2 separate regions of the Homo sapiens genome follow, and region 2 is linked to region 1. Evidence: chromatin loops called from intact Hi-C (ENCODE). Cell type or tissue: CD4-positive, alpha-beta T cell. All regions are shown on one strand.

Region 1 (8,000 bases):
GGGTTCTACCTTAAAAAGCATACAGTTTAAAAAGGAAGACAGTCACTAACAATGAACATGTAAATAAAGGGTGTTGTAAGGGCATGAAATGAAAGGGTGTGCCTCTTCTGGATTATCAGGGCAGGCTTCCCTAAGGAAGAGATGACCAAAAAGGAGGACTAACTAGGTGAAGAAAGCATTCCAGGCAAGGGAACACTATTTGCAAAGACCTAATGGCAGATGGGAGCCTGGATTGTTCAAGAACTTGAGGAGGGCCGAGTGGCCAGAGAGCAGGAACCAAGAAGCACAGCCATGAGGTGAGGCATGAGGGCACCCTGCTGGTAGGTGGCTGCCAGGACAGTGGCCCTCTGTGCCTTCAAAAGCTAAAAGGAAGGCCCAAGGTGAAGGCAGCACTGTGCCCATAAGAGTCTGAATTAATTGGAAGAATATCAAATAATTGGGCTGCCAGCTGTTCCCAGGTGGTCAGGACACATCAGTCCAGCTTTTCTAACAACTGCTTTAAAAGTGTGACACTTTTGGTCTCTTATTTATTTATTTATTTATTTATTTATTTATTTATTTGAAACAGAGTCTCGCTCTGTCGCCCAGGCTGGAGTGCAGTGGCGCAATCTTGGCTCACTGCAAGCTCTGCCTCCCAGGTTCAAGCCATTCTCCTGCTTCAGCCTGCCGAGTAGCTGGGACTGCAGGTGCCTGCCACCACGTCTGGCTAACTTTTTGTATTTTTAGTAGAGACGGGGTTTCACCGTGTTAGCCAGGATGATCTTGATCTCCTGACCTCGTGATCTGCCCACCTCGGCCTCCAAAAGTGCTGGGATTACAGGCGTGAGTCATCGCACCCGGCGACACTTTTGATCTTTATGGGAACATAACATTTAGCTTCCTAAAACTTCAGTGAAGTAGTGCTGAGGGCCAACAATGTTTGAAAAATTAAGTAACGCAGTTAGTAAGAACAATAAGAAAAGGCAAAAAGCAAGCATCTTTTCAAGGAACAAAATACTTCAAACATAAACTTACAGAAGCAATTTTAAATGGGATGCCACAGTTCCCCTGCTTATCCACGGTTTCGCTTTCCGAGCTTTCAGTTATCTGCTGTCAACTGCAGTCTGAAAATATTAAATGGAAAATTCCAGAAATAAATATTTTGTAAGTGTTAAGTTGCATGCCGTTTTGAGTAGCGTAATGAAATCTTACACATCCTGCTCCGTCCCACCTGGGATGTGAATCAGCCACGCGGCCTGCCCGTTAGTCACTTCGTCTTGGTTAACAGCTCGACTGCAGTGGTATTATGGTGCTTGGGTTCAAGTCACCCTTACTTGAATGAATAGTGGCCCCAAAGCAGAAGAGAAGCGACGCTGGCGTATTGTTATAATTGTTCTATTTTATTATTGTGTTACTCTATTACTGTGCCTAGTTTATAAATTAAACTTTATCATAGATATGTATGTATAGGGAAAAACATAGTATATACAGAGTTTGGTACTATCGCAGTTTCAGGCATCCACTGGTGGGGGGGGGTGGGAATCTCAGAAAGTATCCCCCATGGATAAGGGGAGGGGATTCTCAGAAAGTATCCCCCTTGGATAAGAGGGGGGTCTCAGAAAGTATACCCCATGGATAAGAGGGGACTACTGTATTCATCTCAGGTTGCAGAACTCTTGAGAAATTGAGAATTATGATGAAGCGTAGAAGATGATCCTTACTGAAATGGAACCATTCTCTATGCACTGTTTTGTAACCTATTTTCCCTACTCTGTCTCCAAAATGATATCATTGCCAAGGAGATTCACTCTTCACATCCTTGTAACAATGAGTGAAATGCCCTCAAATCAATGGGTACTTCTGGGCAACATTTTCTCTACAATTTCAGCTACTAAAAAATGTTAGTTTTAAACACATAAAGGCAACAGAGGCATATTTTGATTCTAAGCTGTTACATTCCTCTTGTACTATTTAATATAGATTCCTTTCATGTCTATGTTCATATAAGTCTGTATGAATGCTTAACTGTATGCTCTTAGCTTAACAGTTTGAACATTTTCCCTGGATATAAATATATTTAGTCTGAGGTATTTATGCTAAAGTTTTTTTAAAGTGAATATTATACTTTGACAATGTGACTCTGAGCTGTGGCATACAGAATTAAAACAACAATATTTAGCCTACCAAAAATGTTGAAATTTGCATCAGATCTCTGCAAAGGTGTAAATAGAATGGCTTGACATTTGAGAATTTTTTTTAAAAAAGGAAACTAATAACTCCAAAGACACAGTGGCAATCCCAGAAAAAAATTAAACTATAGACCAAAAAAGGACAAAATTATTAAAATACACATATATACAAAAATATCATCTGCCACAGTATTTTTTTTTTAGACAGATTCTCACTCTGTCGTCCAGGCTGGAGTACAGTAGCATAATCTTGGCTCACTGCAACCTCCTCCTCCTGGGTTCAAGCGATTCTCCTGCCTCAGCCTCCCTAGTAGCTGGGATTACAGGCACCCGTCACCACAACTGGCTAACTTTTTGTATTTTTAGTAGAAATGGGGTTTCACCATATTGACCAGTCTGGTCTCAAACTCCTGATCTCAGGTGATCCATCCACCCCAGCCTCCCAAAGTGCTGGGATTACAGGCGTAAGCCACTGCACCTGGCCAAGTTTTAATTATTCTCTGGGCTCCCCAGTTTAAAATATTTTTATATATGCTATGACAGAAACAGATTCATCCATTTAATTTATTTGAGTAACAGCACTCTGTTTAATAAATTTTCTATTTTAAAATTCATTTTACATTGATCATATGCCATGTGCCAGACTCTATATATAAGATCTGAGTTATTCTTGGAAGACTTCCTGAATTTGTATTTCAATAGTTTAGAAGATTTTGCTTTCTATCATTCTAGAACAATAGTAACTTGATAAATTCTTTCTTTGCTAAATTCTCAGTGCAGATTTCACTAGCTGGGCTATTTCAACTTATTTATCACGAAGCATTTGCTGGGCCATCCCCTGTGGCATGGATGTCACCAATTCCATCTTGGAATTTGCTCTATTTCTCCACTGGGTGAAGTGGTTTATTGGCTGTCAATCTGTAAAGTGCTCTCTGGGATTATCTGAGTGCAAGACAGTAGGAGTGGAAACATATTTCACTGTCTTTTCTGTCAAGATGAAAGGAACATGCCCAATAAATTATCTTCTAGCAAGAGTGGATGAAAATTCCAGTGAGTGACCTAGAGCCTCCATCAGATGGTGGCCATACACAGTGTCCTGTGGATAGTTATGGTCTCCAGGGTCTGATGGCTTCTTCTACTGTCACTTTAGTTTCATATTTGTTATTACTATATGTGTATGTATGTATGCATACATTATATATAAATATTTGCTCTAAAACCTACTCCTCAAAGTCATGGAAAGTGAGAAAGAGAGAATTAGAATTTTCCTTCCCACCCTGTCCTCATCTGCCCAGTTTCTTCGCCATACCTCCTCCACCCTCCATCTAACCATTGTTACTATTTTCTTATGAGTCCATACAGATTTTCTTTACATACTTGCAAGCAAATATGAATATTTCCTTTGGGTTGTTTTCCTTTTATACATAAAAGGTAGCCCACTAGATACGTTATTCTGCACCTCATGTTTTCCCTCTCATTTCACAGATAGCACCCTTTGTTTTGTTTTGTTTTGAGGCAGTTTCACTCTGTCACCAAGGCTGGAGTACAGTGGTGCAATCTCGGTTCATTGCAATCTCCACCTCCTGGGTTCAAGCAATTCTCCTGCCTCAGCTTCTCAAGTAGCTGGGATTACAGGCAAGTGTCACAACACCTGGATAATTTGTGTATTTTTAGTAGAGATGGGATTTCACCAAGTTGGCCAGGCTGGTCTCAAACTCCTGAACTCAAGTGATCAGCCTGCCTTGGCCTCCCAAAGTGCTAGGACTACAGGCGTGAGCCACTGTGCCTGGCCCCTTATTCTTTTTATAGCTGTATAACATTCCATTCTTCCAATATATGGATAAACCATAGTTTATATAATCAGTCCCCTTTTGAGGGAAATTTAGGTTTTTTCAATCTTTTATTATTACTGCAATAATTAACCCTGTACACCGTCATTTTTCCTGTGTGCAAATATACTTTAGGACAAATTTCTAGAAATGGAACTGCAGGAACAACTGATCTATGTGTTTGTAATTTTGACAAATATTGCCAAATTGTTCTCTATAAGGGCTGTACCAAGTCACTCCCACCCACAGTGTGTGGTTCCATTTGATGTATTTTCAATGGTTTTCTGAAGACAGAACATGTTCTGATCATTTCTTGTTTCCTATCTATGACATGCCTTCATTGAACAAAGACTTACCTAGGGCCAGACACGCCCCACACCCTCTTCTTAGGTCCTGGAAATAACAGCAGTGAACAAAGCAACACAAATCCATTTCTTAACATTTGTGTTGTGAGACAGAGAAATAGAGGGTGGAGGATGGGCCTGGAACATACTTTCGTGATCATCTGAAGCCACAGTCACCAACTCAGATGTCACACAGGGAACTTGCGTGTGTGAAGAAGGGCAGCAGTGAGCTGTCAGAGGGAATGGTGAGGCCTGCGTGGTCTTGAAGAGCACAGGCCTGTGTGCAGGCTGACCTACAGCAATAGGTCATGTGGGAAAAAAAAAAAAAAAGCCCATGTGACAGCGCTTCCCAATTTTCAAGAGAAACCAGAAATACAATTTTCATGTGATATCTCCCCACCTTTAATGCTGAGAAGTCATTCTAAATTTTAAGAACACTTTGAGGACAGTTTTTGTTACTGGGGCTAAGCAAGTTGATACTACAGTTTATATGGAAAAAGAAACATTCCTGCGAATATCTAGGAAAATACTGAGGGGCAAAAAGCTATAGTGGGCATTGGAGACTAGCACTACTATTCATTAAAACGTCTACAAAGCCTCTGTAATTAAAACTGTGCGGTACTGGTGCATGAATAGATGGACCAGCAGAACAGAATAAAAAGGCCGGAAATCAACCTAAGTGCATATGGAAAAGTGGTATACATTCAAGGTGGCATTTCAAAACATTGGGACAAATACTGAGTTTTTATTAAGTGGTGCTGCAACAATGGTTAGCTGTGGAACAAAGATAAAACTGGATCATGGGAGTCACTTCCAAGATGGCCGAATAGGAAGAGCTCCAGTTTACAGCTCCCAGCAAGATCGATGCAAAAGATGGGTGATTTCTGCCTTTCCAACTGAGGTACCTGGTTCATCTCATTGGGAATGGTTGGACAGTGGGTGCAGCCATGGAGGGTGAGCCAAAGCAGGGCAGGGCATTGCCTCACCCGGGAAGCACAAGGGGTTGGGGGATTTCCCTTTCCTAGCCAAGGGAAGCCGTGAGTGACTGTACCTGCAGGAATGGTACGCTTCTGCCCAAATACTGCACCTTTCCCACGGTCTTTGCAACCAGCAGACCAGGAGATTCCCTCCCGTGCCTGGCTCGGTGGGTCCCACGCCCATGGAGCCTTGCTCGCTGCTAGCGCAGCAATCTGAGATCGACCGGGGGATGCTGGAGCTTGGCAGGGGGAGGGGTGTCCGCCATTGCTGAGGCTTGAGTAGGTGGTTCTATGCTCACAGTGTAAACAAAGTGGCAGGGAAGCTCGAACTGGGCGGAGCCCACCGCAGCTCAGCAAGGCCTACTGCCTCCCTAGATTCCACCTCTGGGGAAGGGCATATCCGAAGAAAAGGCAGCAGAAAGCTCTGCAGACTTAAACGTCCCTGCCTGATAGCTCTGAAGAGAGCAGTGGTTCTCCTAGCACAGTGTTCGAGCACTGATAATGGACAGACTGCCTCCTTAAGTGGCTCCCTGACCCCCGTGTAGCCTGACTGGGAGACACCTCCCAGTAGGGGCTGACAGACATCTCATACAGGCGGGTGCTCCTCTGGGACAAACCTTCCGGAGGAAGGATCAGGCAGCAATATTTGCTGTTCTGCAGCCTCCACTGGTGATACCCAGGCAATCAGGGTCTGGAGTGGATTTCCAGCAAACTCCAACAGACCTGCAGCTGAGGGGCCTGTCTGTTAGAAGGAAAACTAACAAACAGAAAGGAATAGCATCAACATCAACAAAAAGGACATCCATACCAAAACCCCATCTGTAGGTCACCAACATCAAAGACCAAAGGTAGATAAAACCACAAGGATGGGGAGAAACTAGAGTAGAAAGGCTGAAAATTCCAAAAACCAGAATGCCTCTTCTCCTCCAAAGGAACACAACTCCTGTCGTGTTCTCCTGGATGGAGAATGAGTCTGATGAGTTGACAGAAGTAGGCTTCAGAAGATCAGTAATAACAAACTTCTCCAAGCTAAAGGAGCATGTTCTAAGCCATCGCAAGGAAGCTAAAAACCTTGAGAAAAGGTTAGATGAATGGCTAACTAGAATAACCAGTGTAGAGAAGAGCTTAAATCACCTGGTGGAGCTGAAACCCACAGTATGAGAACTTCGTGAAGCATACACAAGTATCAATAGCCAATTCATTCAAGCGGAAGAAAGGATATCAGTGATTGAAGATCAAATTAATGAAATAAAGTGAGAAGACAAGATTAGAGAAAAAAGAGTGAAAGGAAACGAACAAAGCCTCCAAGAAATATGGGACTATGTGAAAAGACCAAATCTATGTTTGATTGGTGTACCTGAAAGTGACGGGGAGAATGGAACCAAGTTAGAAAACACTCTTCAGAATATTATCCAGGAGAACTTCCCCAACCTAGCAAGGCAGGTCAACATTCAAATTCAGGAAATACAGAGAACACCACAAAGATACTCCTCAAGAAGAGCAACCCAAGACACATAATTGACAGATTCACCAAGATTGAAATGAAGGAAAAAATGTTAAGGGTAGCCAGAGAAATAGGTAGGGTTACCCACAAAGGGAAGCCCATCAGACTAACAGCAGATCTCTCAGCAGAAACCCTACAAGCCAAGACAAAGAAGGCCATTACATAATGGTAGAGGGATCAACTCAACAAGAAGAGCTAACTATCCTAAATATATATGCACCCAATACAGGAGCATCCAGATTCATAAAGCAAGTCCTTAGAGACCTACAAAGAGACTTAGACTCCCACACAATAATAATGGGAGACACTGCACTGTCAGTATTAGACAGACCAACGAGACAGAAGGTTAACAAGGATATCCAGGACTTGAACTCAGCTCTGGACCAAGTGGACCTAATAGACATCTACAGAACTCTCCAACCCACATCAACAGAATATACATCCTTCTGAGCACCAGATCGCACTTATTCTAAAATTGACCACATAACTGGAAGTAAAACACTCCTCAGCAAATGTAAAAGAACAGAAATCACAACAAACTGTCTCTCAGACCACAGTGCAATCAAATTAGAACTCAGGATCAAGAAGCTCACTCAAAACCGCACAACTACATGGAAACTGAACAACCTGCTCCTGAATGACTACTGGGTAAATAACGAAATGAAGGCAGAAATAAAGATGTTCTTTGAAACCAATGAGAACAAAGATACAACGTACCAGAATCTCTGGGACACATTTAAAACAGTGTGTAGAGGGAAATTTATAGCACTAAATGCCCACAAGAGAAAGCAGGAAAGATCTAAAATTGACACCCTAACATAACAATTAAAAGAACTAGAGAAGGAAGGGCAAACAAATTCAAAAGCTAGCAGAAGATAAGAAATAACTAAGATCAGAGCAGAACTGAAGGAAATAGAAACACAAAAAACCCTTCAAAAAAAATTCAATGAATCCAGGAGCTGGTTTTTTGAAAAGATTAACAAAATAGATAGACTGCTAGCAAGACTAATAGAAAAGAGAGAAGAATCCAATAGATGCAATAAAAAAAATGATAAAGGGGATATCACCACTGATCCCACAGAAATACAAACTACCATCAGAGAATACTATAAACACCTCTATGCAAATAAACTGGAAAATCTAGAAGAAATGGATAAATTCCTGGACACATACACCCT
Region 2 (8,000 bases), 270 kb after region 1:
CACAAAAGACTAAGGCTGGCGCTTGGGCTGGGATGGGGCTGGGGGCAGGGTGGCATCAGTATCTTTAGTGTCCACATTATGTTTAGCCAAGAACCCTTTCTTCAAATGAAACTTTATGCAAAAGCCCAGAACATAGAATAAACTGTGACTGCTCCAGCCACCCAGAGACCCCCTTGTTAGGCACCTCTGCCCCATCCTGCTTCTCCCCACATTCCAGTCCCCTGCACTTCTAGGGATTTCCTGGGATTTTCCAGAGCACAGTTAGAAGCTTACAGACCTCAGCCAGCCTCCTCATTTGATAGAGGAGAGACTGGAAGGGGCAGGGCTTCCCCAAGGTCATACGGCTGATGGGTAGCGGCATCACATCTGATCCCTCTTGTCTAGTTTTCAGTCTGTGGTGTTCTCCCACTGTGAAGAATAACTATGTTTTATAATGGAAATAATTGCCAATGTTATAGTATTGTAAGATAATTCCCTCTCTACAGTTCTCTGCACTCTATTCTTTTGAGCTCTCAAAAATAATGTTGGGATTTGGGGTTTGTTAGATGGTCTCAGATTAGGGGACGCAGAGCTGCTGAAACCCAACCCTAGACTACAGCCACCCCCAGAGCTCCAAGGGAGATGCACATGAGCAACAAAGACAAAATAAAGCAAAGTGGCTCCTTACAGGGACAAGTGTCCTCTCTCAGTCAGGGCAGGAAGAATGGAATGTAAAGAGCCCTCCCCAGATGGGGACACTTTTCTTCCTGCTCTTTCCCTTCCCCTCTCCCTTTGTGTGTGTGCCTGGCATGGGAGGAGGAGCAGACCGGGGGCGGGGTGGGGGTGGGGGCGGGTAAATGAGGCTGAGCCTGCAGTAGGGGACAGAAGGAAGGGGTGGGGGAAAGACCACGTGGGTGCAAAGGAGAAATCTGGCCACAATAGACTCTCCCCTCCCCTAATCTAGTGACCTGGTGGCTTTCCTCAGTTGAAGCTGCTCAGAGGGCTACCCCCCTAGTTTGGCTCACCAGCTCTCCTCTGGCTCCCCAGCTCTCCCCATTTTCCCTGGAGCACCTCCCTCCGCCTTCTATCTCTCAGATCTGGGCCAGGGCATGGGGCCCTCTGACTTATGTATTCCTTTACTTGGAGACTCAGTTTCTATGCTCTTAATCCTGAGACTCTTGTGGCTGTGGTCCCCCACCTGCTTGCCTGTTTCTGGATCCCAGATGGCTCTTGGAAGAGCTGGGGCAGCTTAGGAGTGACTTTGGTTAGGCATGGCCAGCCCCCAGTTCCTCTGCAATTCCAAGTGTCCTCAGTGCTCATCCTCCTGAGTGTTCTCCGGGGCAGGTGTCTCCCTTCGACATTGAGCCTTCGAGTGGCCAGCTTCACTCTCTGGGGGAGTGCAGGGTGGACATCACCTTGGAGGCCCTGCACTGCCAGCATCTGGAGACCGTCCTGGAGCTGGAGGTGGAAAATGGTGCCTGGAGGTAAGGGTGCCGTGGGAAGAGCCACTACAACAAACTATGCATATTCGTGATGTATTTATCTATATTATATATTTATCTAGAGATGTTCTGGATTTAAAACTATTGAATCCAGAAAATTAGTATTCTATAAAATTTGTAAATTACAGAAAAGAAACTCAAAATGACGCATAATCCATTCCCTAGGGATGATCCACTGATAATATTATGTATATATCTTTCTAGGGTGTGTGTATTAAAGAGATGTAAATTAGTATAACTACTTTCGAAACTACGTTAGCATCAGCTAGTGTTTGCCCTTCTGAGTATACTCCCAGGGAAATCCTTATACATGCACAGTGGGAGATGTGTGCTCATGTTGGAATGCTCAGACTGGACTGTTCCTACAGGAAAAACTAGAAAAAACCACTGTCTGTCAACAGGAGAATGGACATTTAAAAAGTGTGACATATTTAAATAAGCACATACCATTGTATTCTGGGAGGAACATGCTAGAGGTTTCAAAGGTATTGGTAGTATTCCTTTTTTTCTTCTTCATTCTCCCTCCGCTCCCCCACTTCCCTCCTTTTCTTTCTTTCTAGTGGAAAACTTCTCATATATATAAAAACAGAAAGAATAGTATAATAAACCTCCACATACTCTTTCCTCCCTTCAATAATTGTCAACTCACTGCAAGTACTGTTTCATCCATATCCCCTATCTCCTTCTCCCCACTCCTTCCCAAATTATTTTCAAATAAAATATTCATTTTCCTGCTGGGCATGGTGGCTCACGCCTGTAATCCCAGCACTTTGGGAGGCCGAGGCAGGCAAATCACGAGGTCAGGAGTTCGAGATCAGCCTGGCAACATGGTGAAACCCCGTCTTTACTAAAAATACAAAAATTAGCCAGGTATGGTGGTGCTCGCCTGTAGTCCCAGCTACTTAGGAGGCTGAGGCAGAAGAATCACTTGAATCCTGGAGGCAGAGGTTGCAGTGAATGAATATATATATATATTCATTTTCTTAAGCTGGCTGGTGATAATATTTTGTTTCTAAAGTTGTGTGGAGGTAGTACATAGATGTTGTTTTATTATTCGTTAAACTATATATATGTTTAAACTGTATATATGTTTTATACTCATTTTTGCATATATTTGGTGTTTCATTGTAAAAACATTTAAATGCTCATTTAAATCTCTGTGGATGCTCTTGAATTATCCTCCAAAAAGACTGTGTCATTTTATACTTCTGCCTACAGTGTGTGAGACTAGCCATTACCCCACACTTTCACCATGACAAATGTTGTTGGACTTTGTATACTTGACCATCTGACAGTTGTTCAAATGTCCCCTCCTGTGATAACAAATACAGGTCTAGGTATGAGTCTTTGCATTGGTCCTTCAGGGCAATTTGCGGGCATTAGATGTGAAGGCTAAGTCTGCCTGCAGCTCAGGGGAAGGGCTTTCTATTAAGTCTGTGCTTATTTCCTTTCCTTTTCTGTCTCTGTTCTTTCTCCTGAAAGGACCTTGTATTATCAGAATGTTTACAGTAGCAGGTGATGGAAACACAGACATTACCAACTTAGGCAAAAAAGAGGAAGCATTGGCTCACGTAACTGGGCATTCCCACCTTGCTGAATCCAAGGGCCCAACACTTTTCCCTTTGTCTGGTCTTCTGCTTCCTCTCTTTCTCTACCCTCTTTCCCCCTTCTCTACCTCCATCCCAGCCCCAACCCATCTACTGCTCTTTTTTTGTGGGCCCTTCTCTCCCCTATTGACAAGGGCCCTTCGCACTCTGCCTTGGGGAGAGGCCACTTAGAGCTCCAGGCTCACACACTCCCACCTTAACAATCTCTGAGAGCCAATCTGGCTCTTTGCAGAGATAGGCCCTGATTGCTCTTGCTCTTGTGTGGGTCATGTACCCGCCCCTTCCCCTGCTGGGTGACAGGGAGGATCTGTCTCCAGAAGAGGCAATCATGTTTCGAAATTTCAAGCTTTGTTGTTCTTGCGTCTTTCCTTTTCTATAGTAATCTGTTATAGTCTTATCAATGCAACAGCCTCTCAGATTCCCCCAAGAAAATGAATTTCTGTTTTCCCAGATGTTGGAGTTCTTCTTTACTTTTTGAGTTTTCTTCTGCTTCTAGTAATCTTTGCCTGTCCAGTCCTGTTTTTGAATGGAGGAGGAAGTTGATTTGCATAAGGAGCTGGTGTTGTAAGTTTCTTCTGAGTAAAAGGGGGTAGATGTGGAGAGCACCCCTATTCTAAGGGATGAAGTACATGTGAGTCACCACCCTCAGAGCACACAGCTAGCCTGAATCCATCAGAGAAAGGGACCTTTGGGGAAAACAGCCCTAAACAAACAGTGGAGAAAACCCATACTGGGCAGCTACACAAATCAATTCGTGCCTTCATTCATAAATAAGAATGAAGGAATAGCATCTTTCTGGTTGTTTCCTCCTCATGACAGTTGAGAGGTCCAGTGTTACTGCAGGCTCTGCCCTGGCCTCTCTCCAGCGTGATACCCACAGTCTTCAGTGGGGGCAAATACTGTGGCAGCCCAGTCTTTTTCTTAATTTTCAATTTTAATTTTTATTATTTGTACAAATTTATGGGGTACATGTGCAATTGTGTTATGTGCGTAGATTATATAGTGGTCAAGTCAGGGCTTTAGGGTATCCATCACCCAAATAGCATACATTGTACTCATGAACTAATTTCTCATCACCCATTTCCCTCCTATGCCCTCACCCTTCCGAGTCTCCGTTGTCTATCATTCCAATCTCTATGTCCATATGTACACGTTTTTAGCACCCACTTGAGTGAGATCATGTGATATTTGACTTCTGTGCCTGGGGCAGCCCACTCTTCCATGTGTTGCTCTGAGCTCTGGGGCTGGAGCCCTGACCTGGCTAAGCCAATGGATCTTCAGCAGTGCTTTGCTCAGCTCCCCCGCCCTTTGATGCCCTCATTCCATCATTAAGGATTGCATTGCACGTAACCTGTGCAGGGATTTCAAGCAGCAGTTTTGTTCTCCTCTGTTTTATCAGTTAACCTGATCACATTATTTCTTTCTCCTATTTTCTTTTCCTTGTTTGCATAACATTTTATTTGCTTTATTATCTTTTACTTCAAAATTTTCACAAATAGGGCATTTGCTAGATATTACATTTCTTTGCATTCACAATTTGTCTGTTTGGCACAAAGCTAGCTTTCTGCCTGTGTCAGCTTTGAATGTGCCTTCCTCACTAAGCTTAATCATTTTTTAGCTTAATCATTTTGATTTAAAGTGAGATACGTACGACTCTTCTTTTCACTTGAAGACTTAGAGGCTATTGTAGGGTTATCAGTTGGTCTAATTTCAATATTGTTGTGTCTCAAGGAATAGGGAGGCCTGAGGAGAGGGAGAGAGACGGAAATGACCAGTAAGTAGAGCAGTCAAAATGCACACAGCATTTACCAGTTGAGCCCATTATCGTATATGATTGCTGTTTATGGCACCCCAAAACAATTACAGTAGTAACATCAAAGATCACTAATCACAGGTTACCATAACAGCTATAGCAAAAAAGTTTGCAAGACATGACACAGAGACATGAAATGAGGACATGCAATTGGAAAAATGACATTGATAGGCTTGCTCAATGCAGCGTTGTCACAAACCTTCGATTTGTAAAAATCACAGTATCTGTGAAGTACAATAAAGCAGAGCATAATAACATGAGGTATGTTTGTAACTGAATTTCTTATATAGGTCAATTTAGACTTTTTTCTTGGCCAGGCACAGTGGCTCATGACTGTAATCCCAGCACTTTGGGAGGCTGAGGTGGACGGATCACCTAAGGTCAGGAGTACGAGACCAGGCTAGCCAACATGGTGAAACCCCATTTCTACTAAAAATACAAAAATTAGCCGGGTGTGGTGGTGCACACCTGTAATCCCAGCTACTCGGGAGGCTGAGGCATGAGAATAGCTTGAACGTGGGAGGCAGAGGCTGCAGTGAGCCGAGATTGTGCCACTGCACTCCAGCCTGGGCAACAGAGCAAGACTCTGTATGCCCCACCCCATCCCCCCAAAAAAAGATTTTTTTTTTTTTCTCAGTTTTGGTAGTTTGCATCACTCTAGGAATTTAGGAATTTGTCCATTTTATCTGTGATGTAATTTGTTGGTACATAGTTGTTAGTGGTATTCTCTGATAATTATTTTTATTTCTGTATGATCAGTAGTGATGTCCCCACTTTCATTCCTGATTTCTCTAATTTGAATCTTCAGCAAATTTTTCTTGGTCAGTCTAGTCTAGCTAAAGGTTTATCAATGTTGGTGATATTTTCAAAGAACCAGCTTTTGCTTTTGTTGATTTTCTGTAATGTTTTTCTATTTTCTATTTCATTTATCTCTGCTTTCTAGTCTTTATTATTTCTGTCCTTCCACTTGCTTTGGGTTTAGTTTGCTCTTCTCTTTCTAGTTTCTTAAGGTAAAAGCTGAGGTTTTTGATTTGCAATCTTTCTTTTTTGTTTGTTTAAAGAAAATTGTATTTACAAATATAAATTTTCCTCTAACCACTCCCTTAGTTGCATCCTATAACTTTTCATATATCATGTTTTCATTTTCATTGATATAAAAGTATTTTCTAATTTTTCTTGTGGTTTCTTATTTGACTTGTTTATGAATGTGTTATTTAATTTGCACATATTTTGTTTCACAAATTTCTTTCTGTTGTTGATTTCTAATTTGATTCTATTGTTGTTGGAGAACCCACTTTATATAATTATAGTCGTTTAAAACTTATTGAGACTTGTTTTATGGGCTATTCTGGAGAATATTCCTTGTGCACTCGAGAAAAATAATGTATTCTGCTGTTATTGTGTAGAGTGTTGCCTGTTCTGTTTGGTTTATAGTGCTGTTTAAATCTTCTATTTCAATGTTTATCTTCTGGTTAGTTGTTTTTCCATTATTAAAAATGGGCTGTTGAAGTCTCCAACCATTATTGTTGAATTGCTGATCTCTCCTTCAATTCTGTCAGTTTTTGCTTCATGTATTTTGTGGTGCTGTTGTTAGATACATACATGTTTATAATTGTTATATCTTTCTAATTTATCTTTTTATAATTATAAAATATCCTTCATTGTCTCTAATAACCATTTTTGTCTTAAAGCCTATTTTATCTAACATTCATATATCTCCTGGAGCTCTCTTTTGGGTACTGTTTGCATGATATATATTTTTCCATCCTTTTTCTTTGAAACTATTTGTGTCTTTGAATCTAAAGTGTCTCTTGTAAACAGCATATACTTGGATCATTTTTTTAAAATCCATTTTGCTAATCTCTGCCTTTTGATTGGATTGTTTAATCCCTTTATATTTAATGTAAATACTGATAAAGTAGAACTTCATCTCCCGTTTTGCTATTTGTTTTCTGTATGTATTTTGTGTTTCCTGCATTCCTTGTGTTTCCTGCATTCCTCCATTATTGCCTTCTTCTTTGTTAGATAGGTAGTTTCTAGTATGCCATTTTAATTTCCATGTTTCTTTTACTTTTTAAAAAGTTATTTTCTTACTGGTTGTCCAGGGCTTTATAGTATATCTTAATTTCAAAACAGTCTGGTTTAGATTAACACCAACTTAATTTCAGTAGTCTGAAATGTTACTGTAATATAGCTCAGCTCTATTCTCTCCCCTTCCTTTGTACTATTATTGTCATACAAATTACATATTTATACATTATAGGTTTATCAAGACAGTTTTACAGTTATTGGTTTGTATAGTTGCCCTTTAAATCAGATAGAAAAGTAAGCAAAAATACATTTATTCTGTCTTTGTATTTACATATGAATTTATCTTGATATGGTTATATCAGTCAAGGCTTAATATTTATTTCTTAATAACCTATTAAGACATTTATTACAAAGAATCAGGTTACACAACTATAGGGACTAGCTAGGCAAGCCTAAAATCTGTAGGGCAGGTTTTCAGGAAGGGCATGCTGGCATTTTTGGGGACAAGATGAAGATGTTATAAACACATGGAATTTCTTTGTCTGGGTAAGCCCATTTCTGCTTTTAAGACCTTTTAGTGGCCAGGCATGGTAGCTCACCTTTGTAATCCCAGCACTTTGGGAGGCCAAGGTGGGAGGATCACCTGAGGTCAGGAGTTTGAGACCAACCTGGCCAACACACTGAAACCTCATCTCTACTAAAAATACAAAAACTTGCCTGGCATGGTGGCACATGCCTGTAGTCCCAGCTACTCGGGAGGCTGAGGCAGTAGAATTTCTTGAACCCAGGAGGCAGAGGTTGCAGTGAGCCAAGATCGCACCACTGCACCCCAGCCTGGGTGACAGAGTGAGACTCTATCTCAAAAAAAAAAAAAAAAAAAAAAAAGACCTTTCAACTAATTGAATTAGGCCCATCTAGATTATCTAGGATAATCTCCTTTACTTAAACTTAACTGATTATGAACATTAATCATACCTACAAAATACCTTCAGCCGTTCAGACATGTAAAGAGCTTGCCCATCAAGCTCCTGCTCTCACAACAAGGAAAGACTGAACAAACTGAAACAA

The links. Peaks named below come from ENCODE experiments on the same cell type or tissue, not always from the same donor. Only the 100,000 strongest peaks of a DNase experiment are listed, where the experiment ranks them.
Region 2: it touches region 1 in a loop (5-fold over the local background); 1 of 110 quality-filtered maps calls a loop at or near these places.

The regions. Positions count from the first base shown.
Region 1 is chr3:37,833,665-37,841,664 of GRCh38, forward strand. ITGA9-AS1 (ITGA9 antisense RNA 1) reads right to left here. Exons shown (of 4, transcript NR_110531.1): 2 at 1,015-1,103. Among named protein-coding and RNA genes, the nearest start is that of ITGA9-AS1, 24 kb to the right of the region's middle. In CD4-positive, alpha-beta T cell, no CTCF peak of the experiment used is centred here; no DNase peak of the experiment used is centred here; H3K27me3 peaks cover 205 bases.
Region 2 is chr3:38,098,963-38,106,962 of GRCh38, forward strand. DLEC1 (DLEC1 cilia and flagella associated protein) reads left to right here. Exons shown (of 37, transcript NM_007335.4): 19 at 1,324-1,463. It overlaps LOC105377033 (a long non-coding RNA gene), which reads right to left. Exons shown (of 2, transcript XR_940727.3): 2 at 4,528-4,831. Among named protein-coding and RNA genes, the nearest start is that of ACAA1, 34 kb to the right of the region's middle. In CD4-positive, alpha-beta T cell, no CTCF peak of the experiment used is centred here; a DNase peak (open chromatin) is centred at 3,719.